Linked DNA regions of Mus musculus: regions 1, 2 and 4 are each linked to region 3. Evidence: chromatin loops called from intact Hi-C (ENCODE). Cell type or tissue: heart. All regions are shown on one strand. Region 1 overlaps Atg2b (autophagy related 2B). Region 2 overlaps Bdkrb2 (bradykinin receptor, beta 2). Region 3 has its middle 16 kb from the start of AU015791. Region 4 overlaps Ak7 (adenylate kinase 7).

Region 1 (8,000 bases), 120 kb before region 3:
TAGTTCTGAGGAGTTGATTTTTCAGCTCACAGTGACAGAAGCCACAGGGAAAGTGAAGCAGCTGGGGCTCCAGTGTCTGTCAGGTAGCGAAGGCCTCGCCTCCCTCAGGCAACATGTGCTGTTCTGCACTTTATCTTCTGTGAGCGTGCGTTTGTGTCTGTGTGTCTGTGTCTGTGTGTGTGTGTGTGCATCTGTAATATGATGCAAGGTATGCTGTGTTCTCTGTGTTATTTACAAGGTTATATAAATACGATGTGAAGTGAAGATGTCTCAGAGTTTTTGGTAAAGGAAGGTAACCTAGTGTAAGTTTCTGTATCCTAAATGCAAGTGAGAATGTGAGCTCTGTGGTGGGCTGGGGCCCGCGCATTGCTTATGTGGCCACTGTTAAGGACTTAGTGCAGCCCGTTAGTGTCAAGGGCATTGGAAGTGGGCTTTATTCTTAGAAAGATACATAAAAATACTCCCAAGTATGTTCTAGACAACTAATTCAAAGTACCATTTTTACTTGGTTAATAATGTACATTTTGATAACTTGTTGGGAATGAATAAAGTATTTTTATTTAAAGGTAAGATTGTTGTATACGTCCATGAACATTTGTTTCTCTGAAAAGCATATTTGTTGATGCAGTGCTCTGATTGACCAAAGGACATGTGGAGATACCTCGGAGCTGATTGTCACTGTCACTCATTAGGAGGAGGAGTGTGTGATTTGTGCCTAGAGAGTAGCCCAGCAGAATGGACCTGGGGCTTTGCAGCGCTGCATGTTCTTACTCTTGGTTTGTAGACGTTGGTGGCTCTTGGGGATGCTGGACACCGCAGCAGCATTTGGTTTGTGCGTGAGAAAGGAAGTCAGTTTCACCCTCTAAGAACTCTGAACAAGGAACCAGGTCAACCTTGACTCACAGCCACAGCCACAGCCCCAGCCCCAACCTCTAGAGCTGGTTCAAAAAACAAAAACAAAACAAAATTAAAAAAAAAAAAAACAAAACAAAACCCAGTCTTGTAGACATTTGCATTCGCTCGATTTCCTTTTGTTGCCAGGAAACGTCAAAAGCTACCTTGGAGTGGCCACTGGTGGACCTCATGGAACTGCTGGCCCTTCGTCCTTGTTAGGTGGAGCCCATGTCTGTTATGGCTCTGAGGAGACACTGCAGTTAGTAGTAGCATTTGTTGCCATGGCTGGCTGGCCTGTTTCTGCCCCTCTAATGGAGCAGGCAATGTGTGACAGCTGTTGAATTTGGCCAGGCTTTACCCTGCCCCTCTCTCCTCCTTGGTTCCATTTAAGGTCAGTGTGCACGGGAGTAGGGATTAGTGACCCCTTTGCCTGGAGCAGCACACAATTCTTCCAGCTAGTTAAATTGATGAAGCCATTATAAAAAGGTGACCTCTCCTGCTTCACTCTTGCCAGAGCTGCTGATTTGGCCCCCAGGTCTTTGTGCACTGTTGAGGCCCTGTCTGTATTTGAATGCTTCTAAGTTACATATCTGCTGTGGTTTCTTTTAAAAGGTGTCTGCTCAGACTTTGGTCTCGTGATGTCATACAGTGTGTTGGCAGTGAGTGTCCTTGGGTTGCCTTGTCTGCAGTCACCAAGCAAATGACTTCACTTGGCCAAGACACCTTGTCTCACTCAGCCCCAGGGTCCCCTCTGTAAGTGAAGAGGTTTCTTGGGACAAGGCTTGTGAGAATTTCTGAGCAATTAGGTCACAGTGACATGTACACAAAAAGTGCCCAGATCCTCCATACCAGGCTGGTGGGCACCATCACATGGACACTGGCTATGCCATACCATGGCAGCTGTGGGATACTCCAGGTCTCTGCTCTCAGAGTGACACCTTCAGGGTCTGGCACCATGCTGCATGGTTGAATCGGGTTGATAGTTCTGACTGGAGCAGGCTGTACATACAGAGCACTCCCCACAGAAGTCAAGGGAGTTGGCTTATTTATGATCACTGCGATGTTCCCACCCTGACTCCATCACCAATGGCAACAGAGACCACAGCGATGGGACTGACTTGGAACCTCTGTTTTTTTTTTTTTTTTTTTCTTCTTGTTTAGTCTGAGCAGGCATAGATAGACATCATAGCAGTAGGCTTTCATTTTAATGGACTGTTTCTCTGTACCAGTCTGCCTCACCTCTGCCTGTATTGAATACGGTCCCTCAGATCCCAGGCTTCTGGGGACAGTGGGAAGTGTTCCTTCCCTGCCTCCCTTCAAACGCCATTGGGAATGTAGAGGTTAAAGTCCTTTGGAAGGACTGAGTAAAGACAGCAGGATGCTCCTTTCTGCAGCAGGACGGGCCACTTGTATCAAAGTAACCAAATGCACGTTTGTACTGAAAAGGCTGAAAAGAGAGGTGATTTGTATAGCATAGTGTGTCGAAATGAAGCTTTTTTTTTTTTTTTTTAAATCGGGAAATTTTATTTTAGTGTACAGGAAGGACCAGTCACTATTCTTGTAAGAACACTAGTATGTCACTTGCCAGTCTTGGTGTGGACATTTTCAGGGTTGTGCTGGGCACACTTAACCTTTGAGAGATTCCATGGGCACAGTTGCAAGTCAGCCTGCATGGCTCGGAACTGGTCTCCATTTGAGACAGAAAAGGCATCCTCATGAGCTGCCACGATAGGCTTCTTTGTGGGGGAAATCGTTGAGTCTTACTTAGCATTTCACATTTTGAATCTCACTAGTTCCTGTAGATGTAGGGCTCAGAGGCCCGTGTCAGCCTTCTCTGGCCAACACTGGGGTTGGGCAGCCATTCACTTAAGTCCGCATCAGAGAAAAACTGCCTGTGCTCCAGTTCCGGGGTGAGCATCTTGTCGGCTGCCCCCTCTCGGGGCTCCCCGCCCTTCACACATCTTACTCCTGTCTCACTGCACTCTGGTTGGAATTGTCTAGCTGTGTTTGTGTAGCTGCTGGGCGCACTGGGCTGCTCACTTGTTCGTGGAGTTTTTGGGTTCCCACGTAAGTTTTTCTGTGAGTCATCCTAGTCTCTCTGCTAAGTGTCCCGGCTTTCCTAAGTATGGCCACTCTGGATGTAAATAAGAATACTCCTCTGTACAAGTATTTTTGTGAAAAATGTAACTTGTTAGTGTAACTATTTAAAATATGATGACGTTAAGAATACTTGTGAAAAAATTAAAATATTACCTCTCCGTTTTTGCTTTAAACTTAAGTATTGTCTGTTGCTAGAGCCATTTCCTGAGCCTGCCTGAGCCACTTTTTTGGGTGGGGAGACTTCACAAGGATATTTCATCCTGGCACCTCCAGTATAATGTTTATGCCACCGGTTTCTGAGCTGTCTCCGACTATTATGTCAAAGTGTCACTCCTGCCTTGGTGGCATTCCTGATGATATTATTCATTATCCTTTCAATGTGGACTTCGGGCAGACACATTTTATAGTGTTGGGCTGAGGAATATAGATAAGTGCTTGGTAAATCTGTGTGGAGAAGCATGCGAGACATTTGAAAAGACACTTAAAACTCTCTAACCGTCACATTGGCAGTCAGGTGCAAGGGACAAGTCAGGCGTCTCTCTGGGCTCTCAGAAGAAAGAGGGCCTGTGTGAGATGCACACGTCAGCCAGGCTTTCCAGAGTGCTCTCTGCATAGGAGCCTGTTTGCCAGCGGAGAGACAGGCCCAGAGACATTGCCTCGTGGGATCCCCACACCTCTTGCTTTCTGCAATCACCGTGTGTACGTGTGTGCGTGCGTGCGCAATGGAGCATGGGCAAGGGTTTGTCTCTCCCTTTACCCCAGCAACCATTAACTGTCAATAGCTCCTCAGAGAAGAATGGGGCCTCAGGGTCCCCTCCCCTCTGCCATGACGAGGTGTTGATGGGCCAGTCTTGGGCAGATCTAGTGCAGTTAGTCATGGCCGCTGGGAGTTTAGGAGTGCAAAGGCTAGGTCCTGCCCAGAAATCAGCTTTGCACATGCTCTCCCCGCTCCCTCCCATTCTTAGGCTCTTTCCGCCTTCCTGGTGATGGTCCCCGAGCATTGGAGGGGGTAACATAGATGTCCCATTTTATGGCTGGACATGCAACAGTTATTTATCATGAGTACATGCCAAAAGAAGTGCTCTAAGCAAGCTGGCAGCAGTTATCTGAGGTTGGCTTTCTCCCTCTGGTGCCTTTTCTGTCCCATGGAATGCTGTCCTCCCCCCCTCATGCCCCCCACTTCGAGGGTGTCTCTCACTGTGAGATGCAGTCTCTCACTGACCCTGGAGCTTGCTGATTAGGTTCAGTAACAGGTGACTGTCCTGTGCCCAGGCATTTTTCCACTCAATGAGCCATTTCGCTAGCCCTTTTAAAGCATTTTAAAGAGATCGGAAAAAATAATTCAAGGGGGACAGTCGCCTTGTTTGACTTTGGAGCTGTTTGTAGGGTTTTTTTTTGGGGGGGGGTTGTTGAGATTTCACTTTTTATGTGCATGATGGTACTTGCATACATGTTTGTTTGTATCCCACGTGGGTGCCTGCTGCCTGCAGAGGTCAGAAGAAGGAGACAAACCCCATGGAGCCAGGGTTACAGATGGTAGTGAGCCACCTGTGAATGGTGGGAACCAAACCAGGTCCTCTGGAAGAGTGGTAAGTGTTATTAATCTCTGAGCCATCCCTCCAGCCCTGTGGGTTTGTGTTTTGAGATGAAGCCTTTCATGTTGCCCTTGGTTCTCCTTCCTCCTTCTCTCAGTACCAAGCGGCAGCGAGAGCATGCGCAGACTTGCCTGGGAAACGATCCCTTGTGGTCCTTAGAAGGCTCCCCTTGAAAAAGTGTGCAGAGCAAGCTGCCTTCCTTGCCAGCAGAGGGCGCCCATGCTCTCAACTGGGAATTGATTCCTTTAGTGTGGCCCCTTCGACCGGGTAAGATAGGACCCTTTGCACCTAGAGAAGGCTTCAGAAAAAATCCTGTTCAGAATCATGCTTGTGTCTAAGTTGAGGTTTGTTTCAATTCAGAATTTTAAACATGTTGCTCCAGCAAACGGACTGGCTCCGTGGGTAAAGGCACTTGCTGCCAAAGCCTGACAGCCCAAATTCAGGCATACCTACTCCCATCTTCAGATGGGCAGTAGATGAGGAAGGAGAAAAGCTGGTCAGTGATAGGTGGGGCTGCACTCCCTGGCAGGAGACAGGTCTGAGAGAAGGACATAGCTGGCTGATCACTCCTCATCCTGTCACAACTGACCCAGCCTCCCCTGCTGCAGTCATTGGATTTGCACTTCCATTCAGTGCTCAGATCTGGTCTCACCTCTAAGGCTAACCACACTGCCCTGGAGGCTGCTCTTGGGGAACTGCACTACATTACCTGGGTTGGAGAGAAGAGTATACACCTATGAAATACTCGTCAGATCAGAGACATTTGTGTTGAATTCTGTAGGGTAGGCTATTCCTGGTGGTGCTGTGCAGTTTGACTTTATAACACCCTGAGTTAAGAGTGCTGTGTAACTCTCAACCGGAACTCACTGAGACTTCAGCCCCACCTGCTCAGGACACAGGAACTGAGTCCCAAGTTCAAGGCCAATCTGAATAGCTTAGGGTGTCTCAAAATGTAAACAGTAGAAGACAACCCAGTGTTTGGAATTTAAGTTCCCTGTAATACAGAATGCTCACATATCCATTTCCTGTGGCTATAGCCAAGCAGTCAAAATGGACATTTACAAAGAAAAGTATATAAAATTTTAAATATACTTATTTCTTTTTCAAAGTTTGTGTGATGTGCGTATGTGTGTGTGTGTACACTCCTGTGTGCACAGGTGTGAGGACCACTTGCAAGAGTCATTTTTCTCCTTCCACTATATGGGGTTCTGGGATTAAACTCAGGGCATCAGTTTTTGTGGCAAATGCCTTTATCAACACTGAGCAACCTCACTGCTCCAAGACACTTAATTTTGTATAGTCCTGGAGGTTGGGATATCTAAGAGCTAGGCTCTGGTAAGAGCATGCCTCTAACTCATAGAGATCAGTCTGCCCCTGACTCCCACTTGGATTAAAGGCATGTACCACCATTGCCTGGCCAGATCTTTATGAACCATTTTAACACAAGGTTTCCACGTTGGCTGTAACAGAAGGACATGGAGGTCTGTGACCTTGAACCTTCCATGGTGTGGGGCTCATTTCCTGCTGCCGAATGAGCCCACTCTTTTTTGTTTGTTTGGTTTTGTGTGTGTATGTGTTTTGTTTTTGTTTTGTTTTTTGTTTGTTTGTTTTTTGAAACAGGGTTTCTCTGTGTAGCCCTGGCTGTCCTGGAACTCACTCTGTAGACCAGGCTGGCCTCGAACTCAGAAATCCGCCTGCCTCTGCCTCCCGAGTGCTGGGATTAAAGGCATGTGCCACCACTGCCCAGCTGAATGAGCCCACTCTTGCTCTGAATTGAATGAGCAGCAAGAATGGCAGTCACAGCTGGCTGAGAAGCAAGGCTCAACCACCTACCATCACTGGCCAGAAAAACACTCCAAACTTTGGTGCTCTGATCTGAATATGAGACACCTGCATGAGCTCATGTACTGGGACACTCCTGATCTGTGGCTTTATCCCTTGGAGCTAGTCAGAGGAGAAGGAATCTCCCAGAAAGATGTCATGCAGCTCTGACAGCTTGTCGGACCAGGTTGCCATCGAGACTGGAGCTGAGACCGTGATGGGTCAGTGATAGGAAGGACCACACCCTAACCAGAGCGACTTAGATACTCGTACCCCTGGCCTGTGGAGAGTCACTGGCCTCCTCATCCCCTCACTATGGCCGTACTGGATGATCTCCTGTTTCTACTTAATCTATTGTAAGTGGCTTATTGAAGGTGAAATGCCTTTCTTGTTAGGGTGGCCAGACCCAGTCTATGAAGCAATCAGCAGCTCTATTGGTAGGAAGAACCTAAGGTACTCAGAGATCAGCTAAATTGTAACCAAAGCATCAACATAGCCTTAGTCTGGTCCCTAGGCCTCCAAGAGCTGCAGTGGGGGTGGGGTGGAGGGAGGCTTGCGGAGTGCTTTCCCACCAAACATAATTAATTCATCTACAGAGAACAAGAACCTGTCTTGGCCAAGCTAGGATTTGGAGGGGCTTAGCCCTGATGAGAGCCTGTCTCCTTATCTGTTCAGAGCACCAAAAGTAAGACAGGTCCAGAAGCTGGCAGGACCCTGGGGGACCTCTGGACTTAGCCCCTCTAAAAGAGAAAGTAGGAGTTCCTAGGAGATATGGGGGACCTCTGGCTAATTCACTGTCCACACCAGTGTTGGCACCCCAGGTGTGACTGAGCTCAGTCCTAAGTGAAATGTGCCAGCAGAGCCAGTCACCAGACCTATGGGAACTGAAAAATAACTTCTTTCTTCTCTAGCACTTGCTCTGAACCAAGGCCACACTCTCCCCTGCAGCTGAACAGAGGAACACAGCAGCCTTCCTGTGTGGCGCTGCCAGCTGCCATCCTGCTGTCCAGCTGAACTCCAGGCCTTTCGTGTGCCTCGCCCCATAAGTCAGGTGTCTGCCTTAGAGTTTCTTGTGTCTCTGAAACCTGCAGACCTGTGGGCAGGGTTTTCAAGGTCCACATGCCAGCTCCCTCTTAAAGATGGGACTCCAGGAAGTGTTGTGTCAACCATCCATTCCATCTATGCAGGTTGGGAAGGAAGAGTTCAGGACCAGAGGACTAGCTCAGACAAGTGCTTGTCTGGCAAGCTCCAGGACCTGAGTTCAAGTCCAGCCCCCATGTAAAATTCCAGGCATGGTGGCCTGAGCTTGTGATGCGAGCACTGGGTAGGCAGAGAGAGGAGGGTCCCTGGGCATCCGGGCCAACCAGCCCACCCTAATTGTTGAGGTCTAGGTTAATAAGAGGCCCTTTCTCAAAAGATATGTGATTGTCCTTATTTATTTGTTTGTTTGTTTGTTTAATGTATGTGAGTACACTGTCACTGTCTTCAGACATGCCAGAAGAGGGCATCAGATGCCCATTACACATGGTTGTGAGTCAACATGTGGTTGCTGGGAATTGAACTCAGGACCTCTAGGAAGAACAGTCAGTG
Region 2 (8,000 bases), 88 kb before region 3:
CTGTGTTTGCTAGGCCCCAGCATAGTCTCACAAGAGACAGCTATATCTGGGTCCTTTCAGGAAAATCTTGCTAGTGTATGCAATGGTGTCAGCGTTTGGAAGCTGATTATGGGATGGATCCCTGGATATGGCAATCACTAGATGGTCCATCCTTTCGTCACAGCTCTAAATTTTGTCTCTGTAACTCCTTCCATGGGTGTTTTGTTCCCATTTCTAGGAAGGGGCAAAGTGAGATGGCTCAGTGGGTAAGAGCACCCGACTGCTCTTCCAAAGGTCCGGAGTTCAAATCCCAGCAACCACATGGTGGCTCACAACCATCTGTAACAAGATCTGACGCCCTCTTCTGGAGTGTCTGAAGACAGCTACAGTATACTTACATATAATAAATAAATAAATCTTAAAGAAAAAAATCAAGAAGAACGAAGACCAAAGTGTGGACACTTTGCCCCTTCCTAGAAATGGGAGAGCCCATATTCTTAACAGCAGTTTGGGGGAGGTATTTGCTCACTGGAGACTCAGGTGTACCACCGGGGCCACTTGCTATTTGTTCTGAGGGCCAGCACTCTGAGAAAACCCAGCGGTGCCAGGAGGCTGCCTGGCCAGTGAGCGCTGAGAGCTGTGGGGACAGTTCCCAGTGGCACCTGCCGCAGGATGTTGAGGATCAGTTAGGACCCTTTTCTCTGCTGCCAGCACTGGTCCCTCAGGATGGAGGCCCTGTCTCCTGGCTCTACTCTGACTCAGTTTCCCCAAGGCTTCCCTTCGTCTTCAGTCTTCCAGCAGATGTCAATTCCATGGCGACCCTGTCTTCACAATGACTGGGACATCCCACATGTGATGAAGTGTCCCTGTGCCTTCCCCCAGTCCCACAAAAGCCACTCCTGTTGCTCCTGACGGGGCTGTGGGGACTGTTAAAGATTTGGTCTTTGAGCCTAACTTGAAACACCCCTTCAACCATGACCCACAACAGGACACTGCCTGCCCTGGAGTCACCGATGGTGAGCTGGAGATCCCCTGACTTACCCAAAGGAGGCCGCGGTGGGCATGGGCTCATGCACCGACAGAAACCCGAGTAGCTTCCAGGAGCAGGGCATTTGGACGCCGGACAAAGAGGAGTGAGGATCCTCCTGGGGAGGCAGAGAAGAGAATGTCATTAGCTGGGACGAAGGTCAAAACACACCGATCTGGGCTGGAGAGATGGCCTGAGTGGTTAAGAGCACTGGATGCTCTTACAGAAGACCTAGGTTCAAATCCCAGCCCCCACATGGGAGCCTACAACTGTCTATAACTCCAGTTCCAGGGGATCCGACATCCCCTTCTTGCCTCCAAGACACCTGACACACACATCATATATAGATACACACATTAAAAAGTAATTAGTTGAAAAAAAAACCCATTCTCCATGAGGGTGAAAGATGGGGTCTTGGGACCTTCTCTGGCCCCGTGCGGCGTGTGGGCACACATGGTGGATGCAGGTGCACGCTCTATGTCCAGGAAAGCTTGCAGGCTGCAGAGAAGAGGGGGATGCCACTCAAATAGTCACCAAGGTTTGCCCAACCAATGTCAACTACAAGGCCAATGGCTTGGCTGTGTCCCCAGGAGGCTCGTGTGAAAGCCTGGTTCTTACAAAAGGTGACATCACACGTTCACTCTGAGCTGTCCTCCACAGGCTCATATTCTGAATGTGTGGTCCCAAGGGGTGGAGCTATTTTGGCATGCCATGAACCTTTAGGGGGTGGGGATGGTCTCGCAGAGGCGGGTCACTTGGGACAGGCCTCTTGTAGGTCATATGCAGCCCTGGTTCTGAGTGACTTTCTGCTCCTTGTCACACGCTCTTACTGCGTGACCTCTGCCTAGACAGACCGAACTGGCTGAAACTGTGAATCTGTCTAAACTCGCCTCTGCTCAGGTGTTTCTGTCAGGTGTTTTAGCGTATCTGACCTCCACACTGTCCAGGACTCCGTGTGACATGACAACCCTGCCTGGAAGTATGTAGAAAACTGGGGTACGTAGGTGGGTGTACTATAGGTCTCGCACTCAGCAGCCAGTCACTCCTAAGCTAGAAGATTCTGGACATCGCAAAAGCACCCAGGTTCTCCCAATTCACCAGTGTGTGTGTGTGTGTACACACCAGTGCAGACAGTAGCAGGGGAAGAAAATGTATCGGAAGGCACTCAGGTGACACTGGAAGAGATTTACTGGAACCTCCCAAAACCAGGGCCAGGACTAGAAACTCAGAACTAAGTCTTTCTGCTTCTCCAAAAAAGGGAGGTTGGGAAAGAGAATCCCCCACAGTCAGCCTTTCAGAGACCCTTCCCGACTCTTTAGGGGGAAATCCAACTGGGCGTCTGAGACGATGAATTTGTGGCTCTAGGTTTAGCATACGTTAAGAATGACCGGGGCTGGGGTGACGTTCTGTTATCCAGGAGAAGGGCAGAGATGCCCCTTCTGCCCTGGGACTGGCTAGTCTGTGGCTGGGTGCTGTTCATCTGGACAGTGACAGCTCCTGGAGACCTTGGGTCCTTGGTCTTGGTGGCTCTGGGAAGGTGTCCAAAGCCCCCAGTGACCAGTATGGCCCAGTTAGGCCCTGCTTTCAAGATAAAAGCAAAATGTGTGTTCTCTCTTGCCCAACTCGCAGGCAGCAGGCGCTTTACTGCCCAGGGGACTTGGCAACTACAGGCTACTCCCCTGCTTCTGTATATCTGGAAGCTGCCTGACTGGGACTCTGGTGTGGGTTCTCCTGGGCCCTGCTCCAGAGCATCCCCTGTTCTCCACTGCCTTGGGCTTGTCAGGCCTCTTAGGACCACTCCTGGGATCCTGCCATCTGGCCTCCCAGTGGGTCTGGCCAGGAGTACAGTCGGAGATGCTGGCAACCCAGCTCCCTGTCTTGGGGACCCGTAGGGTCCAGAGTTTCTGGCCTTCACCAAGAGCCCACTGTCTAAAGGGGAAGGGCAGGGAGTGCAGGCCATGCCATCTCAGGACTTCACATGCTCGCTGTACTCTGATGTGAACCGGCTTGTCAACCTCTCTAATGCCACCAGCCTGAATGTACCTTCTGGCTCCCACCAGGGTCCTGACAAATACAGTTTGGGAGAGCAAGTTCAGATACAAGAAGAATGTTTAAAAAGGACAAGGAGGAAAACTTGGTGCTCATGACAGTGTCGTGTTGTGCTGCATGTGTGTGTGTGGGGGGGGGGGGAGCAGGAGGTGGGTGGGCTCCACAGATGCCGCGATTCTCAGGGATGGGATGAGCCTGAGTCGACTCCTGCAGACACTGGGAGCTGGAGCATCTAACATTCCAATTGTCTTGCATGCTCACGGTGGGCGGTGTACTGGCTGGTTTTGTGTCAACTTGATACAGCTGGAGTTATCACAGAGAAAGGAGCTTCAGTTGAGGAAATGCCTCCGTGAGATCCAGCTGTAAGGCATTTTCTCAATTAGTGATCAAGGGGGAAAGGCCCCTTGTGGGTGGTGCCATCTCTGGGCTGGTAATCTTGGTTCTATAAGAGAGCAGGCTGAGCAAGCCAGGGGAAGCAAGCCAATAAAGAACATCCCTCCATGGCCTCTGCAACAGCTCCTGCTTCCTGACCTGCTTGAGTTCCAGTCCTGACTTCCTTTGGTGATGAACAGCAGTGTGGGAAGTGTAAGCCGAATAAACCCTTTCCTCCCCAACTTTCTTCTTGGTCATGATGTTTGTGCAGGAATAGAAACCCTGACTAAGACAGGCAGCATCTAGGCATGCAGCCCAGCTAAGGCAGGGAGTGGGGTTGGGAGAAGAAAGCTTTGTTTTTTGCCTGCTCACTTCATTCATCCTTGTTGCCAAGTTCTTCTACTCTGTCGCTGCTGCAGGCTGTCACTGATGGCACTACCCAGCTTTTTTGGGGTGTCCAACGTGGACTAAGAGTCAGAGGCTCTCTGGGAATTCTCCAGGCCTCTAGCACCAGATTGGATCTGCTGGAGAATGGACCTTGAGGTTCTCGGCCTCTTCAGAATAGAGAAACAGGCATCGTTGGACTACCGGGATCATGTATGTCACATAAGCGCTCTGAGAAACCTCCTTTTAATAGCCATCATTCTGTCTGTTCTGTTCCTCTGGTGACTCCTGACCAACGCAGACGTAAAATCCTCCTCCACGGGGCTGTTATCATGAAAGTCAGCAGGCAGCCTTTCCCTCCAGCGCACTGCGAGGAGGGGAGAAGTCACTGTCAGTCAAGCGCTAGCTCTTGGTCAGTAATCTGCTTCCTCTGCACCACCAGGGGGCGCCCTGCTTCAGCCACAGGAACAGGATGGGGCAGGATTGAGGGAAAGGCCCTTCCTCTCAGCCTGTTCTCCCGTCCACAGCTCATGTTTGGCCTTGATTTCCTATCTGGGTGGACACTGATTTCACAGCGCTGAAGGAGACGGGCAGCCTGACGATCCTGGGGAACCACTGAGGCTATGTTCTGTCTGTGTTCCGAGGGGCAGCTCTCCTATACTTCAGCATCTCAGCAAAGATCATGTGTGTATGTGTACCTGTATGTGTACCTGTGTGCGTCTCTCCGTGTAAGCAAAGTGTACCTGGGTGCCCACCCTATGCCACACACTATTCTCATGGGAGGCCCCTGTCTCCTTGGTCTCCCAGTCTCTGCCCATCATGTCTCAGCCCCTTGAATAACAACATCAAATCAGTAATCAAAGCTCTTTCCGCCACCAGGCCAGAGCCAGAAAGGACCAGGTCTCCTGAATCCCTTCCCTGACTCCTCACAGGATATAAATTTCCCCTAAAGCCAGCCTTTCATGGCTATTGCATCAGGATGGCGTTGATAGACCATCACTACATAAACCTCCGGCCAAGGCACAGATGGGTCTGGAGGAGATCGAGGGGACCTCACAACCTGCCGCAGCCCCTGCAGCAACGTGTAGCCCCGAGCATAGGTTTCCAGGCAACCGTTGCCCTTAAAGGAAGAAGGTCAGAGGCACCTGCAGGGGCAGGGCTGGCGGTTGAGGTGGACGGCAGATTCTCCATTCTCAGAACTCAGTCAAACCAGAAGCCAGATCCAATACACGACACGTGCATGTGGGCCCTCCCAGCATCTGAACGCTTTCTGGTTTTGGAATGTTCTGGAACATTTAGTAATAACTAAAGGAAAGACGGAGCCTTGAGAGGCGGAGCCCCTCTTCCATCTTGCTTTCTGCAGGGGAGGCAGGAGGCAAGGTGAGCTTGCCTGACTGCTTGCCTCAGACCCTGGGAGGGAAGCTGACTTACTTCTTTGTCTTTTGTTTGTTTGTTTTGTTCACCGTGATCCTGTTTAGAACATTAGAACATTACTTTCCCTTCCCACACTGAACTTTACAATTTTGAGAGACTGGCAGTGTAATCTCATGTCCCTTGAAGTAAAAATCCTGACTACAGCATTAGCCCTCTCAGGGACTGCCCCTGAGCTGCTCATAGGCACCATAATGACCTTAAAACAAGCGCAGTGCTTTTAAAGCCATTCCTTTGTTTCAGTCCCCTTTTGTTTAATGTGTTCTGTAGTGCTTGAGACTCTTAATTCAGTCCTGGTTTCGCCAGACATTTTCTATACTCCTAGCTCTGCCTGAAGCCACACCCCTCTGCCAGCTGCCTCCTGACCACACCCTTCTGCCTCCTGGCCACATCCCTCTGCCTGCTGCCCCCTAGCCACACCCCTCTGCCTGCCTCCTCCTGGCCACACCCCTCTGCCTGCTGCCCCCCCCTAGCCACACCCCTCTGCCTGTCTCCTCCTGGCCACACCCCTCTGCCTGCTGCCCCCCCCCCCAGCCACACCCCTGCCCAGTTGCTGCCCCTAACCTCCCATGGATCTTCTTCAAGAACTTTGCTATGGTCATCCCTGTGTGACAGCCTGACTAAGCCACTGTTCCTTGTTATTTTCCCCTGTCCCCTAATGATGGCCTATGTATTACATCGGTGGCTTCATGTAAAATCTATAGCCTCTGACTTTCTACAAGGAAGACATCCATTAGGATGTCCAATGTATGGCTTTTGTGCCCCGGGTATCTCAGGATACCTATGGATGTGACCCAATACATTTGTAGATGACAGCGATGTGTCACACACAGTGTTAAAGGATAAGCCTGTGCCTTCGGCCGCTGACTGGACTTGATCTCATCAGAAGGAGGACATTTAAAGCAGACCCCAGTTTCACAGAAGACGAAGAAACACTCCTTTGGGCTGGCAGCTTCAGTCCAAGTCCAACCCAGGGTTGACTCTTCCCTAAAGAGTTTCCCCGGGTTTCAGGGAGCCCAGACACTCTCCGCAGGCCCATCAGCCAATTCCTCGAAATAAATCCTATGATCTGGATCTCCAGCCATTCCATTTCTCAAGCCAAACTCCGCCCTGAGAGTGTTATGATTTCCTGCTGCTCGGGTAGTGCGACCTCTCCCTCCTGCCCCCAGACATTATTGTAATTGCCACATGGTCCCTTTTGCTGCCTCCCTCCACCAGGCGCCTGACCTACCGTAGGTGCTCTGTCTTTGAGGGTTAGCTGACAGACAATGGGCAGGTGATGTGTACTCCTCCTTTGTCCAAAGCAGATATCTTTGCAGAATAGAGGCAAAAGGGAACAATAGTGTGCCTCTATACGTTCTCACACCCTTGGAGGCTGAGACGCCCTAGACAGAAATGCAGAGGCGCTGAAGCCGCTCCACGTGGTTCAAGCCCACAACCAATCAGAGGCGGGCCTCAAACCCAGGGCTGCACAAGGCTGAATGCTAAATCTTTCTCTGGCCCTGGAGCGGCTCCTATCCATCTCCTAGTGCAGGATGCATCCCAAGGAAGATCTGAGGTAGGTGAGCTCACAGCCTAACTGCTTATGGGAGAAGCTGTACCTTGCTTCTCCAAGGGGAAGATACGCTGTCCATGTGACTGCTCAGAGTCTCTCTGACCCTCTGCTCAGACTCAGGCACTGAGGGGGAGAATCGTCACTGCAGGAAAGAAGAACAGAAAGCTCTAGCCTGGCCCTGGTGATATCTGACCACTGTGATGACTGGATATTATGGGGTTCACACCACAGAAAGACCCTTGCCTCTGTTTCATTGGCTACTTTTTTTTTTTTTTTTTTTTTTTGGTTTTTCGAGACAGGGTTTCTCTGTATAGCCCTGGCTGTCCTGGAACTCACTTTGTAGACCAGGCTGGCCTCGAACTCAGAAATCCGCTTGCCTCTGCCTCCCAAGTGCTGGGATTAAAGGAGTGCACCACCACGCCCGGCCTCAATTGGCTACTTTTAAAATGAGGCTTGAACAGAGTTTGACAAGTGTGATGGTGTATATAAGCTCAGCACAAGGAGTGACACTTTTAGTAGGTGTGGCCTTGTTGGAGGAAGTGTGCCACTGTGGGTATGGGCTTCAAGACCCTCATCCTAGCTGCCCGAAGTCAGTCTTCCACTAGCAGCCTTCAGATGAAGATGTAGAACTCTCAGCTCTGCCTGCACCATGCTTGCCTGGACTCTGCCATGTTCCCATCTTGATGATACAGGACTGAACCTCTGAACCTGTAAGCTAGCCCCAATGTAATGTTGTCCTTTATAAGACTTGCATTGGTCATAGTGTCTGCTCACAGCAGTAAAACCCTAACTAAGACAGCAAGGAAGCTAAGAAGAGTGGCTGCTATTTGTGTGCCTGTGCATTATACATGTGCACAGTGTACACAGGAATAGTGCATATAGTATGTGTGTGCACATATACAAGTGTGTGTGTGTATGTATGCGTGCTTATGTGTGCCCATGTTCCACTGAGTAGATGTGTTCTGGGAGAATGTCCAGTGTACTGTGAGCCTCTTAGTTACTATTACGTGTGCTCAGGAATATGACAAAACAGGGACAGGTACTGGACCTGTGCCAGGATATCATCTCTGAGACCCACAGCCAATCCAAAGGCCAGCTCCAAAGCCCATTAGCTGTAGATAATGCAACCTGAGTTTCTCTAGCTGCTAGGTTAGATACTCCCTTGGGGAGGTTTCAGGGATGCTAACAATTGCAAGACACGCA
Region 3 (8,000 bases):
CCCATCCCACAGCTGAGAAGGGAGGCTCAGAAAGACACAGGGACTCCTAATGACTGTTGGAATGACCCAAAGCCAAGGCTCCTAGAGGAAAAATGAGCTGCAGAGGGTCTCAGAGAATGGGGCAGGGGAGCCGGGGCTGGGCCAAACAAGGGTAGTGTGTGGAGGGTGGCTGGCTGCCCCTGTGTGCCTCCATGCTCTAGGGTTGAGCCTGGTTTGTGGGCTGCTGACAGGTTGTCTGAGATTAACTTGTGCTTCCACCAGCTCCTGCTCTGGAGTGAGGGCTGGGATCCAGAACTGTAGTTAATACATTCACCGCTTCGCTGGCTCCTCCAAGGTGGGGCAAGTCCGGAAAGGGGCCAGGATGTAATTACTCTGATCTCCACCGCATGGCTTCTACTGGCCTCTGTCCCTTGTGAACAGTCATAGGTCAGCCTTACTCTCCCCCCAGCCTTCCTGTACTGCAGTCACCCTGGGGCTAGAGGGAGAGGAAGGGAGGAGCTGTAGGTGGGGGAATCCTCTTTAGGGACTTTGTGGAAAGTGTCTGAACTCTGCCTGGCACTAGCAGTCAGGGACCCCTCACAGCCAGTGTGGGTCCACACTGATGCTGTAACCGGTCAGCACCGGCTGAGCATCTTAGATCAACATCTATTATCTTGCAGTTCTGGGAGCAGGAGCCAAGAAAGTCCCAGGCTCAAGGCAAGGCCAGCCTGGGTTTTTTTTTTTTTTTTTTTTTCATCACTGGGGGAGACTCTGTAGCCCCTAGCAACTCCTCCCTCCTCTGCCTCCCCCCTCCTGCCTCTGCTTTGGAGCATGTCTCTTGTCATTTATATGACTTCATGAGGTCACTGTTAACCTGGAAAGTCCAGGGTCACCTCCCATCCCTAGGTCCTTAACTGAATCAATCTATACATCGCTTTGAATGGATGGTGATGCAGTGCCAGGTTTTTCACATTCTGTCACCAAGCCGTTCCTGTCTTCATATGGTAGGTAAAGAACAAGGCTGGGAGGTTATAGGTCTGCTACCCAAGGTCAGGGCTAGGATGGACAAAGCTAAGGCTCTGGAGAACAAGAATAGGGAGATGCCCCTACCTCCCCACAGAGTAGGTATGGCAGGCATATGATTGGAAACAGGCACAGCTGGATGTTAGCCCTGGCTGACCGTGGGCTGGGTGTCTCCACACAGTGAATCCTCTATAACCTAAGTGGCCACAGAGGCCTCTTATAATCTGTGGCCCCTCCAATCTCAGGATGGCAGTGGGATGTTTGGAGGAAAGGGTGGGACAATGCGCAGATGAATGGAGCTACCTCCTCATGCCTTCCCCTAAGTCCCCCAGGACAGCCACTCACAATGTACCTCTGAGCTTCACCAAGTATCTCCTTTTTCTTGTGACAGTTAGCTGTCCATTGGTACTGCTCTGAGGCCTAAGGGTGTAGACCCTTGTGGCAGCACCTGATTAAATGCACAGAGGGGACTCACAGAAGTTTGGGGTCCCAAATACCACAGGGTGGTCCAGACAGGTGATGGTAGAGCAAGCAAAGATTTTGAGTTTGGGGATGAAGGGAGACCCTGAGATCATCCTTGGGTAAGGGATTCATTAATGTGGGGGTAACAGTTATGGCAGGAACTGTGAGGAGGGTTCACACCCATGTGAGATGGGTTTATATCCATGTGAGGAGGGTTCACACCCATGTGAGGACAGTTCACACCCATGTGAGATGGGTTCACACTCATGTGATATGTGTTCACACCCATGTGAGGACAGTTCACACCCATGTGAGATGGGTTCACACTCATGTGAGATGTGTTCACATCCATTTGAGGAGGGTTCACACCCATGTGAGGACAGTTCACACCCATGTGAGATGGGTTCACACTCATATGATATGTGTTCACATCCATTTGAGGAGGGTTCACACCCATGTGAGGAGGGTTCACACCCACATAGGAGAGTGTGTAGGGAGTTGCCTTCTCACAGGTTTCAGAGGAAAGGGGAGGTTTCATACCATGTAACTGACACACAGCTCACCTTGCAGGCCTGCAGACATGCTTTTCTGGGTTCCCAGGGATCAGGGGGAGGAGAGGCAATCCTGCATTGAGTGGAGGTGGGGGTGGACTAGGTGTCATGGAGGAAGAGCACTCCTAGCTAAGGCATACCTTTATACAGGTAGGCAATATGTTGCTATAGCCGCCTAATGACTTCTGGTGCCTGGTAGCCTGGGCCTACCTATAGACTTTCCTGGAGGAATGAGGACTGTGGCACCTGCTGTCTAATCCCACCACCTGGGAGCAGGGTTTGCAGTGTATAGACAGGCTTCTGGGAGGGACTTGCTGGTCCCTTTACAGCAACAGTTCTTAGCCTGTGGGTCACGACCCCTGGGGGGCGTCAAAGGATCCTTTCACAGCTGTCACATATCAGATATCCTGCATATCAGATGTTTACAGTATGATTCATAGCACTGGTAAAATTACAGTTGTGAAATAGCAATGAGGGTAATTTTGTGGCTGGGGGTCACCACAGCACGAGGAACTGTACTGAAGGGTCACACGCAGCATAAAGAAGGCTGAGAGCTCTGTGCTCCAGCAGCTGAGAGAAAGAGGCTGTTGCAGATGGGCATAGCCAGGTTTAGCCCCTACCCTAAACGTAAACGGAGGGTGGTCATATTGTCTTGGCCCGGAGAGGCCCTTGCCTTATAGGGGAAAAAAAATCACACAAGGTAGGCAAGAGGACAGGGAAGGGGGTCTTGGCAGAGCCCTTTGACTGGGCCAGGGGTCGGGTGTGATCTGCTGAGTGTGGGTGCCCTTCAGAGCAGACTAACAGCTGTGTCTGACACAGACTCCTTTCCTCCCACCCCTGTGGTCAGCAGCCTCTGAGCAGACTGTTCCATTCAGTCAAAGCCAAGACAGAACCAGAATTGCCCATCACCCTCCTTGTGAGCAGCTGGGCAGAATGGATTTCGAGACAGTGGAAGCTGAGGGGCTCTGGGGTATCCTGAGAGAATTTGGCTTCTCGTCCCGTAACAACTTTACGGAATCATTGAACTGCACAGGGACTTGGGCCTTCTTCTCTGGTCATATTGGGAAAGTGCCTCGGGACTGGGTTCACTCCCTGATCTGCAGTTAGGACTCCAGCTCTGTCTGGATGGTCTTCTCATGAGCCATCCATTCGATTGCTCTGTGGGGACCCACTGTAAAGTTTAGCAACTTCTCCTTGTGAGGCCATGCGAACCACAGTAAGGTATAAAAGTCACCCCATGGCTTCTGCTGTCTGCATTGAAACAGGCTGGGTGAGGGCCCTGGCCTCACAAAGACCCTGTGCTGAGATCGCATGGTGTGGTGGTGTCGGTGGGGTGAGGTTTCCAGCTCTTTCCACTGTTTCTAGCACCACACTGCCCCCTGCAGGGATGGCTTGCACTCTGACTTTCCACAGAGCGCGTTCTCTCACTGCGGAAGTAAGGGGTGTTCTCCTTAACCTTGTTGGGGGGGGGGCACACAGGGGGAATTAATTAGCTTTCTGGATTTTCCTGCCCTGCCAAGGTCTCTAAAGGACTCCCTAAGAGGGGAAGGTAGATCAGGAACATAAGTTTAACACATACACTCCCTCCTAGTGGCAGGAATAAGAGATGGAAGGGGAGGCATCACACATGGCCCCTGACAGCTGCCCACCTCCACAGCACACTTGGGTCCTCCGGGCATGGATACAGGTGGTAGGGGACAGGATTTCATGGCTCCAGGCAACCCCTCCGAGTTCCCTTCTCCAGCGTGGCTCCCAGAAGCACCTGATATCCACCAGTGGGATGGATCATGACAGATCTGTCATCAGTCATATTGTATTGACATTGTCCTGGTCATCTGCTGATGTGCTGACCCGCCTTGTCAAACTGTAGCTCACTCTAAGCACATGGGATGTGGGGAGGAGCAGATGTGTGGGGACCTTGTTGAGGGGCTTTGTAAAGAGCGGTTTTGCTGGAAGCAGTTCCTACCGTGCCAGAACCCAAGCACCTGGGGCTAGCATTGCCTGATTCTTCCGCTTTTCTGGATAGGGAGGGCCACCTCCATTCCAAGCTCCACACAGTTGGTTTGCAAAGCAAGAAACAGGATTAGCAAGATCCAGGTGAAACAGATGAGAAGCAGGCCGAGACTGCTGTCGGATGCATTTTGCCTACTTGCTTCCACTCTCCCTGGCATGTTCCTCTACTCTGCAGCTGGGGCATTCCTTTGCCCATATCAGAACCAGCTTCTTCAGGATTCCAGTTTACACTGAAGACCAGTAGCTCTCTAGGAGTCCTCTAAATCAGTGTCTCTCAACCTTCCTAACACTGTGTCCCTTTCATACCGTTCCTCGTGTTGTGGTGGCCCCCAACCATAAAATGATTTCCGCTGCTACTTCGTAACTGTAACTTTGCTGCTGCTATGATTTGCAATGTAAGTATCTGTATTCTGTATTTTGTGTCCTTTGGAGGATTGAGACCTACAAGTTGAGACTGTTGCTCTGTGCCTTTGGCACCAGTTGGGACCAGCTGGGACATCCAGCCTCACAGACTGGATAACTACTGGCTTCTTTGTCTCTCTAACAGGAGACACAGCCACTGTTGGATGACAGGGACCACAGCCTGTGTGCCAATCTACTAATCCGTTCCGTTTGCTCCGTTAGAGAAGCTGGTTAGTCCAGCCACAGACTGCTCCCCCAGGGGCTGATCACAAGCTAAGGGGGTCGACTGCTCAAGCCTCTGCCTTCTAAGCATGTGTTCCTGCCTTGAGGTGTCACGTCTCCCAAAAACTAAAGCAAGAGTGACCGGGGACCTCCAGAGCCATAAGGAGGCGACCTTGTCCTCTATGTTTATTTTACATAAACGCATAATATATGCGTGTGAAGAGTGCATGCCAAAGCACACATAGGGAGGTCAGAGGACAGCTCTTTGGAACCGGTTCTCTTCTTCCACTCATGTGGCTTGCGAGGGATTGAATTCAGCATCGAGGTTTTGCACTGAGTGACTTTACCCTCTGACCATCTCACCAACCCAACCCTATGCATTTTCTTTATAAGTTAACTGCATCAGGTATTTCACGGAACTAATGGGACCTGACCAGTGTGTCTATCCTCCCTAGTCTTGGCCAGAGCACTGCGCAGACCGCGATGTGTTTGTGTGTTTTAGCAATGCTAATTCTAGCTCCTGTAACAGCCCTAGGCGATGGATGGTTTATAAACAAAATTTTATTTCTTGCAGCTCTGGAGACTGGGAGACTCAGACCAGGATGTCTGCACATGGAAGCACCTCAGGTCCCCTTTTAAAACTGCCTTTAGCCCAAGCTACTGCTACACCTTGACCCTGACTACAAACACCCTGACCAGAGATCCTCAAAGCCACGGGTGCTTGCCCTCAAACCCCGTGCTTGCTTTAATTCCCCATAACTCAGCTCCTACGTGCTGCTCCATTCTTTGTGTACATATGTGTGTGCAAGTGCATGTGCGTATGTGTGCATGCATGTGAAATTTGGATGATAACTTTGGGTTTTGTTTCTAAAGTATTGTGCTAGATAGTTTTATGTTAACTGGACACCCAACCCCTGGCTTCTCAATGGTTCACCCTTCACTCCATGATTCTCCACTGGTCTCCTCTCCTCTCCTCTCCTCTCCTCTCCTCTCCTCTCCTCTCCTCTCCTCTCCTCTCCTCTCCTCCCCTCTCCTCCCCACTTCTTTTCCTTTCCTCTCCTCCCCTCCCCTCCCCACTTCCTTTCCTTTCCTTTCCTCTCCTCTCCTCTCCTCTCCTTCCCTCCCCTCCCCTTCCCTCTCCTCCCCACTTCTTTTCCTTTCCTCTCCTCCCCTCCCCTCCCCACTTCCTTTCCTTTCCTTTCCTTTCCTTTCCTTTCCTTTCCTCTCCTCTCCTCTCCTCTCCTCTCCTCTCCTCTCCTCTCCTCTCCTCTCCTCTCCTCTCCTCTCTTCCCCTCCCCTCCCCTCCCCTCTCCCCCCTCCCCTCCTCTTCCTTCCCCTCCCTTCCCCTCCCTTCCCCTCCCCTCCCCTCCCCTCTTCTTTTAAATATGGGTCCCGAGGCTTGAACTCAGGTCCTTGTGCTTGCAAGGCAAGCACTTTACCAACTGAGCCACCCACCCCCAGCTCTCCTGTCCCCAAACCATCTCCTTTATTTGTTCCTCTCCTTTCCTCATCTGAGGGTCAGGGCTTTGCTCTATTCACTACCTAGAGCAGAACCTGGCTTAAACCGCTGGCTGCGGTCGAGCAGGTAACAGACTTGTTTATTTCTTCTTTAACTCCAGGGTCTTGATTGTCTGGCCTGGGGTGCCAGCCTGGTACAGAGCCTTTTCTGGCTCCCCATCACCCAACCCCTGGCTTCTCAATGGTTCACCCTTCACTCCGTGATTCTCCACTGGTCGTCTGTCTTCTCCCAGAAGGGAAAACTTTCCAGGCTGCTGTGCCAATGCTTGGAGCTCTGGTCTGGAAGCTGGAGGGCTGGACTGGAATGTTCTTGCAAACCCTTGGGCAGCATCCATGCAAGCGCTGATTGCCATGGTGGACAATGCTATTGGCTACGTCAGCACAGATGGATCCAGCATCCTGACTTGTATACAAGTTAACTGTGGAGCTGCGGGAGAGAACAATCAGAAGCCAAGTGGAAAATTCCAGAGAAGGTGGGGTTGGGAGACTACAGCTGGCAGCTAAGTTAACAGACCAACCTCCTGGGAATCACTGAGGAGCCACCAGAGTCCTGGGTTCTTTCCCTATTCTCTCTACCCCTCGTCAACCCCAGAGGTACAGCCAGCTTTGGTAAGCTAATAAAGGAAGCCATTGATCCAGCAGGTGCCAGGATGGGGCGGCATTCCTTTCACGAGTTCCTTACCTGATTCCTGCACCTTGTCTATTCACCATGTAGGCAGATGTTACTAGTTTGACATTCTTGGACTGGGCATTGTGAGGGCCCAAGAGAGAGCAAGAGGGAGCATTTACCCTCAGGAACACACCCAAAAGAGAGGACAGGCCTGTCCCCAGGAAAGATAGCTGCCTAGCAACCCACAGTATAGCAGGTTCCTGGACAGGGACAGCTGTGTCTGTTCATATCTCAGCAGACCTCTCCTATCCCAACAAACCTGTCTTGTATCACACAATCCAAGAGGACTAGGGGACAGGACACAGCTTGTGGATGCTTGTGTTTACATGTCAAGTTTGTAAATCTCCAGTTGCAGTGCGAATGCTGGCCGGCAAGGTGGGTGGGGCTGGGAATTGGACAATGTTCAATGCAGGTGGACAATGGCCTGGGCTGGACCAGTGGTAGCTACTTACAATAGTTAGCGGTGCTGGGCTGTGGATCTTGAAGGAAAAGATCTCATAAATGGCCTTTCCTATGCATGTCAGATGCTGTGTCTGGGTCCTGAGAACAGAGTCCTCAATGCAGCATGAAGGGTGTGGCCATCTTCGCCAGAAACAAGATAAGTGGAGACCCGAGGCAGAGTGAGTTTGGTCCGGGGATGACGATCGATGCTTTTTATAGAACAGGGAAGGTAGCTGGACTGGGAGCAGGCTTGGGAGATGTAACTGGAGTCACTTCTTGGTTCCCTTGTGGCCTTGACACACCTGTCACCTCACCTCCAGAGGCTACCTGCTTCTAATGAGCACCAGGCTTCTTGAGGACACACCAGTAGTGGCCAGTGATCTCTTGGGTTCCACACTCTGATGTTTGTAGTCAACCTAAGAAGCTGCTATAAGCCTCTTTGAGACATGATCCCAGAGTAAGATTTCCAGCCCTGCTCACCTGCCTCGGGTAAGAAGCCTCACTGTGACTCAGTTTCCTCATTTGTGCAGTGGAGATGACAGCGGTACCTACAGCCTAACCGCTGACATGCAGGCTAAGAGCTCAGAACACTACCTGACACCCAAGTGCAACACAAATGTTTTTCTTATTTTGCTCTTTTCTCTGAGACAGAGTCTCACTCTGTAGTTCAGCTTGGCCTCAGATTTAGAGTGATCCTCCTGCCTCAGACTCCTTACTGC
Region 4 (8,000 bases), 230 kb before region 3:
TGTTTTCAAAACAAAGTCTTTGTATGTAGCCCAGGCTGTCAGGGAATTCATTATGTAGATCAGGCTGTCCTGGAACTCACAGAGATCCACCTGCCTCTGAGTGCCAGGATTAAAGGCAAATGCCCAGCCATCATGTCTTTTGGTATGAGGGACGTTGCACGTTTCAGAGCTTTCTGAAGAAAAGTACTGTGAGAGACTCTAGGAACCACGATAGTGTGTGGGCCCTTCCTTCCCATCCCTACTGAGTTAGTTATTGGCCCAGACCCCTCGGTGGAGGAGAGGCTGAGTTTAGCTGGGGGGCTCTCAGGTCAGAGGGCTGGATCATAATCTGGACCAGGAACTCCCTAAGGGTAGGATACAGGGCTTGAGCCAAAGCTCACACCCGTGGGGATGCAGGAGGAAATAACCCACGGAGTTTGCACTGTTGTAGTAAGGTGTCCTGGCCGTGCAAAAACAGTCTGAAAAGGGATCAGGGCTGAGTATGCAGAGGAGAGAATAGCCCAGGTACACCACCTCGCAACGAACCTTTCCCACTCCACAACGATCTCTGCGTCCAGACTTACATTTTTTCCAAATTTGAGAACAATTTTTTCAGCGTTGATATGGTCCAGGAAGTTGGGGTGATGTTTCCTTCTTCGATAATCCTCTTCTGTGAAGGGAACCTCGTTGTCGTCCTAAGGGAGACACAAGGTGCAAGGCGGTGCAAGGCGAGTGCCCCAGAGCCAGGGGAGGACGCCCTGCTCACGGAGGCGCTCCTTCTGGCTCAATGGAAGTGTAATGCTCTCTGCTTCCCAAGAATGAAGCCCGCATCTCCAGAGAGCTGGCTCAGAGAATCTCCAACAGTGCCCACATAAGGAAGCGACAGATATTCCCAGTGATGGACATAACAAGGACACTGCATATCTCATCCAAACGTACCCCACGGACACGTGCAACCCTGACTGAATCACATAGTGTGAGTAACCTGTAAGCCCCGCGTGCCCAAGGACCCGCAACATCCTGGAATGCTGGGGGCTGCTGGTCATGGAAAATAGCAAGTCAGGTGTTTTCACTCCGCCAAACAAGGTTGGTTGTCCCAGCTGCACAGGATGCACTCGATCTCAACCACACCCCACCCTCCACCCCCACCTAAAGATTTATGTATTTTTTTAAAGATTTTTTTTATTATTTTATCTAAGTACACTGTAGCTGTCTTCAGATGCACCAGAAGAGAGCATCAGATCTCATTACGGATGGTTGTGAGCCACCATGTGGTTGCTGGGATTTGAACTCAGGACCTTCAGAAGAGCAGTCGGTGCTCTTAACCACTGAGCCATCTCTCCAGCCCCCGATTTATGTATTTATTATACGTAAGTACACTGTAGCTGTCTTCAGACATACCAGAAGAGGGTGTCAGATCTCATTACAGATGGTTGTGAGCCAACCATGTGGTTGCTGGGATTTGAACTCAGGACCTTCAGAAGATCAGACAGTGCTCTTAACCGCTGAGCCTACTTGATCTCATAATAGGCAGGATGCATGCTTTTCCCTGATGGATGGTGGCAGGAAGTACTATAGCCTGTGGCTTCAGCCTTTATGAATGCCTGACTAAAATAATTCAGCACCATTCTCAGGGGGGTGGGTGGGGGTGGGGTCCCAGGTATGAGCCTGGCCAGTATTTTATAAAGCTTGCTTTAATTGGACAGTCATGGATTTGGTTTTTCTCCTTGCCATTTTCAGGTTTAACACCTCCACCTCCTCTGTCCTGGGATTACAGACATGGGATACCATGGCCATTTTATACTAACATATGTAAAACCACCTGCTTTGAATTTATATTTATAGATCTGGCTCCTGGGAGCCCTAGACCTCTTCCTTCTGTGACTGCAGTAACCAGAGTGTGTGAAACCTCTAAACTGGGCTGGGGAAAAGCCCAACAACCTTGTTTTTGAGAGTGCACAAAGTCCCCAAGAGCAAGCATCCTATGACAACCCCTCATAGCAATAACCAGACAGGCTACAACAGCAGGGCCAACATACATGTAGATAACCTAAGACATCCTGCAGCAAATAGATAGCCTAGCCATCCTGATTGTCAGGTGGTTTTGCCCCCATGTTTGGTTCCTGCAGATTACTCCAGAAATGCAGTTGTTAAAATATTAACTTGCTGACCTGTATGGAAATTTCCCAAGCTTGCTGTAACCACAATAAATACCCTGTACCCCTAGACTCAAGGCTCTCACGACTGACCCCCTGCTATGGTGATGGGTGAGAGTTCTTGCTCCCAAGCTTGTAGTAAAGACCCTTGTGTGTGTGCATCGGCACTGGCTCCTCGGTGGTCTTTGGGGTCCCTGAGTCTTGGATATAACACTGTGACTGTACACTGAGAAAGGCATTAATTCAAGACAAGAAGTGGATTATTATCAGAGACATGGGCAGGGAGTGGTGCCCACGCTCTCCTCTCAGCACTCAGGGGGCAGAGGTAGGCAGGTCTTTTGAGTTCCAGGCTAGTAAGGGCTATAAAGTGAGACCTGATCTCAAGCCATGGGGAAAAAAAAAAAAACCAATACATTTATAGTATAATCAGTAAAGGGTGAAATTTACCCATGGTCAAAGGCATTCAGGAACTTAAAAAAAAATTATCAGGCATGGTGATAGCAATCCCAGCCCTTGGGAGGCAGAGGTTAGTGGATCTTTGAGTTCAAGGCCAGCCTGGTCTATAGGGTAAGTTCCAGGACAGCCAGGACCACACAAAGAAACCATATCTGGAAAAATCAAAAGTAAATCAAAAGATTAACAATGCAAGAAGGGTGTGGCATGTAAACATGAATGCCAGAGTGGATTTTCCCTTTTTTATGCATGCCTCTGTGTGTTTGTGTGTGTGTGTGTGTGTGTGTGTGTGTGTGTGTTGGTTGGCAGGTGCACATGTACGGGTGGGTATTTTCTGCTGTCTAAATACTTTAACAGCTGGGTCATCTCCCTAGCCCACAAACGACAGTATTTATGCCAGTACCATACCTGCACATTTGCTCAGTTAAGCAGAGAGATTCTTGGGCTGGCGAGATGGCTCAGTGGTTAAGGACACTGACTGCTCTTCCAAAGGTCCTGAGTTCAATTCCCAGCAACCACACCGTGGCGCACAACCATCTGTAATGGGATCTGATGCCCTCTTCTGGTGTGTCTAAAGGCAGCAACAGTGTACTCATACATAAAATAAATAAATAAATAAATAAATAAATAAATAAATAAATAAAAGAGGAGCAGTTCTCACAGGCATGCTCTTGACTTGAAAGTACAGGCTGTAGTCAAGAAGATGAGATCCTGTCCCAGGCTCCTCCGCTGGCCCTGGAATTGAAGTGAGTTATAAAATGGAAAAAAAAAGGGCCAGGCATGGAAATCTCAGCATTGGAGAGGTGTAGGCTGGGGAGGATCAGGGATTCAGAGCCATCCGGGGCTACAGCGTGCATTTGAGCCACTTTGGGCTACTTGAGGTCCTGCTCCAAGTGACTGGAGCCGTGGTGGAAACTGGAAGAAAAATGAAGAAGGCAGCAGCAGGCAGATGCTCAGGGCTGTGGGCCACGCTGGTGCGTGTTGATGATCGTGACAGGTGGATGGTGTATAAATATTCACATGTGAATGTGGACACGCAGGTGCAGGTGGCCAGCGTGTGCGGGCTAAAAGACAACCCTGGGTGTCAGTCCTCCCTGTCCACCTCCTTTGAGAAAGGGTCTCTTTGGTTTTTTGGTTAGCAAGCATCCAAGGTGGCTGGCCCTCAAGCCTCCAGGGACGTCCTTGTCTACGTTGGAGCTCTGAGATGACAGCCATTCATACTATGTGATTGACTTTAACGGGGTTCAGGGGATTCAAAGTGGGGAACCCCTCTGAGCCGTGCTCCAGCCAGGGCTGACACCTTTTAATCAGGCCTGCAGCACAATCTGAATTACATTTTAGCAAGGTTGTCATGGACCACAGATAGGAAGGAAGGAAAATGGTAAAGAACGGAATCTACCACTAGGTGGCGATAGATAATCTTCCTCACCCCGTCCTAGGGTTTCTATTGCTGAGACAAGGCAGTGATGAAAAAAAGAAAGCCAAGTTGGGGAGAAAGGTTTATTTGGCTTATTCTCCCATACTGCTGTTCATCATCAAGGAGGTCAGGACAGAAACTCAAGCAGGGCAGAACCCTGATGCAGAGGGCTTGGAGGGGTGCTGCTCATAACAGGTGTACACAGCCTGTTTTCTTATAGAACCCAGGACCATTGGAACACCCACGATGGATTAGGCCCGTGTCCACCAATCACTAATTAAGAAAATGCCCAACACCTGGATCTTATGGTGGTCTCTTCCCACATGAGGCTCCCTCTTTTCAGATTAATTTGTGTATCCAGTTGACACAGGACTAGCTAGCACACCTCCTTAAGGGTTTGGCTTTTGTTTTTGTTTTGTTTTTTCGAGACAGGGTTTCTCTGTAAAATCCTGGCTGTCCTGGAACTCACTCTGTAGACCAGGCTGGCCTCGAACCCAGAAATCTGCCTGCCTCTGCCTCCCAAGTGCTGGGATTAAAGGTGCATGTCACCACTCCCGGCTCTCCTTAAGGGTTAATCCAATGGGACAGGTCAAGGACCTAGGTGTCACCTCTAGGGACACACCTAGGAAGGTGGGTTCACCTTGAGATAAAGCGTTTTTTCCTTTCCAAAGTTCTGGTCCTCTAGTGCAGTCCCCAGAGCCCCCACCACGTGGATCTGAGTGCTATTTCTTTTCCTTCTCTTCCTTCAGATATGGGTCAGAACCGACGGGTGCTTTCGAAGCTCCCCAATCGCCTATTCTGTTACTGAGTTTCTAAGACTCTCCTCCTCGCTCACCTCCAGGCAGCTGACCTCCGTGCTGCCTCAGCTCCAGCTGCCTGGCTTTGTTCCTTTTATGTATCCTTCTTCCCTTCCTGGCAGCTCTGAGGTTTACCGTTTGCCCACCCTAGGGCTTTCCTTTTAAACCGGTACACTGTCCTCACGCCTCTGCTTGTGTCCACTCAGAAATTCTTTTATGAATGAGCCCCAGCAGGGAGTCCCATTTCCCAGTGGTCATATGACGGCTCTGCCGGACTCTGAGATTTCTAGCAATACTTCTTTCTTCCCCTTTAATGCTTTGATTGGCAGAGAAGATAAACCATCCCTAGATAGAATCCACAGCCGGCAACAGTCATCCAGAGGTTTTCATGCTTGGGGATGCTGACAGCTGAGCCTGGGGCTAGAGCGTTGCCATGGATACTATTACTAGATAGGCTGGTGGTACACTTTCAGTGATGGATTGAGAGCTTTGGCTGACAAGCTGGTTGATGGATGGATGGATGGATGGATGGATGGATGAGTGGATGGGAATGGGGCTGGGGCAACCCCAGTACCGGGGATTCTCTTAGCAGAAAGACAGAAAATTAGTTTGTGAAGATAACTGTAGCGACTCCATCATTTTGCAGAAGTGGCATATCCTGGACAAATTACATATCACACAATAGGCTGTTCTTTTTCATCCACGTGTCCAACCCATAGATAGGGCTGCCAGATTTGGAAGAAATAAATGGGACAACAAGATAAACAAATGAATACACTTTTACATTGTGTGCCCTGAAATAATATTTGTGCTAAAACTTAGTCACTACTTACCGGAAGTTTAAACTGAGCTGACTTCTCTTGTATGCACTTTTATTTGCTGACCTTAGCAATCAAACTCTCACTGAGTCTGGAAAGAGGATGATCTAGAAGCATCCATCTTTCTAGCTCAAGGTTCCGCTTCAAGTTTCCTGGACTATGGTGGCTGCTGCCTGCTGTGGAGACCATCTAAGGGGTACAGGAAGGATGGAGCCTTGGAGCTCGACAGCCCTGGCTACCATGACGTCTGCCCGCTATGACTGTTCTAGGCTTACCCCATTGTCAGCCCCTGTGTCTGCAGCAGAAACAGTCACATTTTTACAAGGTGGACTGCAAGATACCCTAGCTGCAGGTTTTCACTAAAGAAAGGGGATGGGTTTCAGTCTAGCCAGCTGCACGGAAGCCTGCGACTGAAACCGGTCATGGTCGTCAATTCAGTTCTTGCCTTTAGGACCTGGCTCTGTGCTGTGAACCTTTGGTACTGGTTTTTGGGCTGTTTTCCTTTAGTCCTTAAATTTCATTACTACTACTACAACCACATCAGCACAGTGAGGTGTATTTTACATAAAAACACAAACTGACACAAATGACAAAAAAACAAAACAAAACAAAAAACAAAACAAAACAAAACAAAAACAAACAAAAAAAACCCAGGAAGCCAGGACAAAGCCGAGTGAGGCCTTTGTGTTGTGTGGGCTAGCCCAGAATTCTTAGGCTTGAAATAACCCTTTCCCTCCTGACTCCAGAGTGCTTTAAGTCTACTTTTCACTGGTGGGGATGGGCAGGGTGGGGGGAAGGAGGGAAGGGGGTGGGCGTGGGCTAGTTCCTTGCTGCTGAGCGAAGTGATCATTTCCTTTTCTGATAGATGCTGAGTGAGCAGCTCTTCTCCTTTTACTTTGTAACCTTTCCTTGTTATGTATAAAAAGGCCTTGGCATTTCTGGAAATGCTGACCTTTCCTGAACAGATATGGCAACTACTGTGCTCAGTCAGCTTCACTCTTGTTTATCTATTTATTATTATGATAATTGTTGTTGTCTTTGTTTTGTTTTGTTTTGAGGCAGGGTTTCTCTCTGTGTAGTCCTGGCTGTCCTGGAACTCAGAAATCCGCCTGCCTCTGCTTCCCACCCTGAGTGCTGGGATCGAAGGCGTGAGCCACCACTGCCCAGCTTATTTACTTTTTAAATGAAATGTGGTGACTCTGTGAACTGGACCTTCTTCCTTTGTTTTAATTGTTTTATTGATGTATTCTTTCTGCAAGGGTCTATGCTGCCCAGGCAGGAGCTGAACTCTTCCTGTGCTGGGATGATCCGGTTGCCTCAGCTTCCCGAGTAGCTGGGAATTTCACTGTGGGCCACTGAGCCAAGCCTGCAGGTGACCTTTCAGACTGCCTACTTACTATGTTCCACCAGCCTGGAACTTGTGTGGGCTCCTGGCTGGCTGGTTATTTTTTGTGACAACTAGGACCTGTCAGCCATCCTTGTTCTGAGAGTTAGCATCATCTCTGGGTTCTTTGTTCACCCACAGAACACAGCTAGACTTTAAAAACAAACGGGGGCTAGCAAGATGGCTCAGTCAGTGCAGGTGCCTGCTGCGTAGGGACCAGAGTCCCGGATTCAGCATGGCTGGAAATGGCTAAGAACATGTATCTCATGATCAATAACTTCCCACTCTGGAGAGCTGAGAAGCACTGTCAATGCTGGCGTGTGAGAGACCCAGCACACCATTTGCATTGTCCTGATGGCTAAGGAAACTCCATTTTATACTAGTCATCCGTCTTGGTCCCTAAGAACCATTTGTCTTGGCTTCAAGTCCCTGGAAGGCATGTCCCATCAACCCTGAGTACCTGTGTGACACTCCCCCACCCCCATAGATACAGCCATGCCATCTGCTTTGTTACAGTATGACTGCTTCTTGCTGCTTTGCTTGCTTCCATGACCTGCTTAGGCAGACATTCAAGGACTGTTTTGAGGTTACCCTGTCATCCTAATCTCGCCAGTGCACAGCGGTTCCTGGTTTGCTTGTGCCGCCGACACTCAAGTTCTTCTTGTGAGTTTTGCGTTTAAAAGTCCTTCCCTCAGTCCACTTCGCATGGCAGTCTCCCATTTGGCTCAGAGATCCCTGTCCCGCTAGCAGTATCAATACACTTAACAAATTTAATTATAATTCGGGTTAAGTTGGTGGTCTTTTCCCTGGGGCAGGTGTGTATGTGTGTGTGTGTATAATGTCCTCATCACTTTAGATTGATCTTACCATTTGATGAGTCGTGAAGAGAATGCTAGGGTGATTCTCCACTGAGTGGGAAGCTGTCACACAGCCACAGGGCTCTGGAGCAGCAGAGTGTGATAACCGAGAAGCAGCCAGCCAGCCTCGCTGGAAGAA

The links. A loop is a pair of places that touch in the nucleus more often than their neighbours do. Peaks named below come from ENCODE experiments on the same cell type or tissue, not always from the same donor. Only the 100,000 strongest peaks of a DNase experiment are listed, where the experiment ranks them.
Region 1: a loop joins it to region 3, with 6 times the contacts of the local background. A loop is called at or near these places in 20 of 42 quality-filtered maps.
Region 2: it touches region 3 in a loop (11-fold over the local background); 28 of 42 quality-filtered maps call a loop at or near these places.
Region 4: a loop joins it to region 3, with 7 times the contacts of the local background. A loop is called at or near these places in 21 of 42 quality-filtered maps.

The regions. Positions count from the first base shown.
Region 1 is chr12:105,608,706-105,616,705 of GRCm38, reverse strand. Atg2b (autophagy related 2B) reads left to right here. Exons shown (of 42, transcript NM_029654.4): 42 at 1-3,167. Among named protein-coding and RNA genes, the nearest start is that of Bdkrb1, 8.6 kb to the right of the region's middle. In heart, a CTCF peak has its summit at 4,790 (motif pointing right); no DNase peak of the experiment used is centred here.
Region 2 is chr12:105,581,321-105,589,320 of GRCm38, reverse strand. It overlaps Bdkrb2 (bradykinin receptor, beta 2), which reads right to left. Exons shown (of 3, transcript NM_009747.2): 2 at 1,021-1,124. The coding sequence starts at 1,091. Among named protein-coding and RNA genes, the nearest start is that of Bdkrb1, 19 kb to the left of the region's middle. In heart, a CTCF peak has its summit at 4,251 (motif pointing right); a DNase peak (open chromatin) is centred at 4,260; H3K27ac peaks cover 1,082 bases; H3K27me3 peaks cover 2,617 bases.
Region 3 is chr12:105,493,469-105,501,468 of GRCm38, reverse strand. No RefSeq gene overlaps it. Among named protein-coding and RNA genes, the nearest start is that of AU015791, 16 kb to the left of the region's middle. In heart, a CTCF peak has its summit at 3,395 (motif pointing left); DNase peaks (open chromatin) are centred at 3,388 and 6,518; H3K27ac peaks cover 845 bases; H3K27me3 peaks cover 2,763 bases.
Region 4 is chr12:105,718,861-105,726,860 of GRCm38, reverse strand. It overlaps Ak7 (adenylate kinase 7), which reads right to left. Exons shown (of 18, transcript NM_030187.1): 5 at 564-674. Among named protein-coding and RNA genes, the nearest start is that of Ak7, 17 kb to the right of the region's middle. In heart, a CTCF peak has its summit at 3,984 (motif pointing right); no DNase peak of the experiment used is centred here; H3K4me3 peaks cover 59 bases.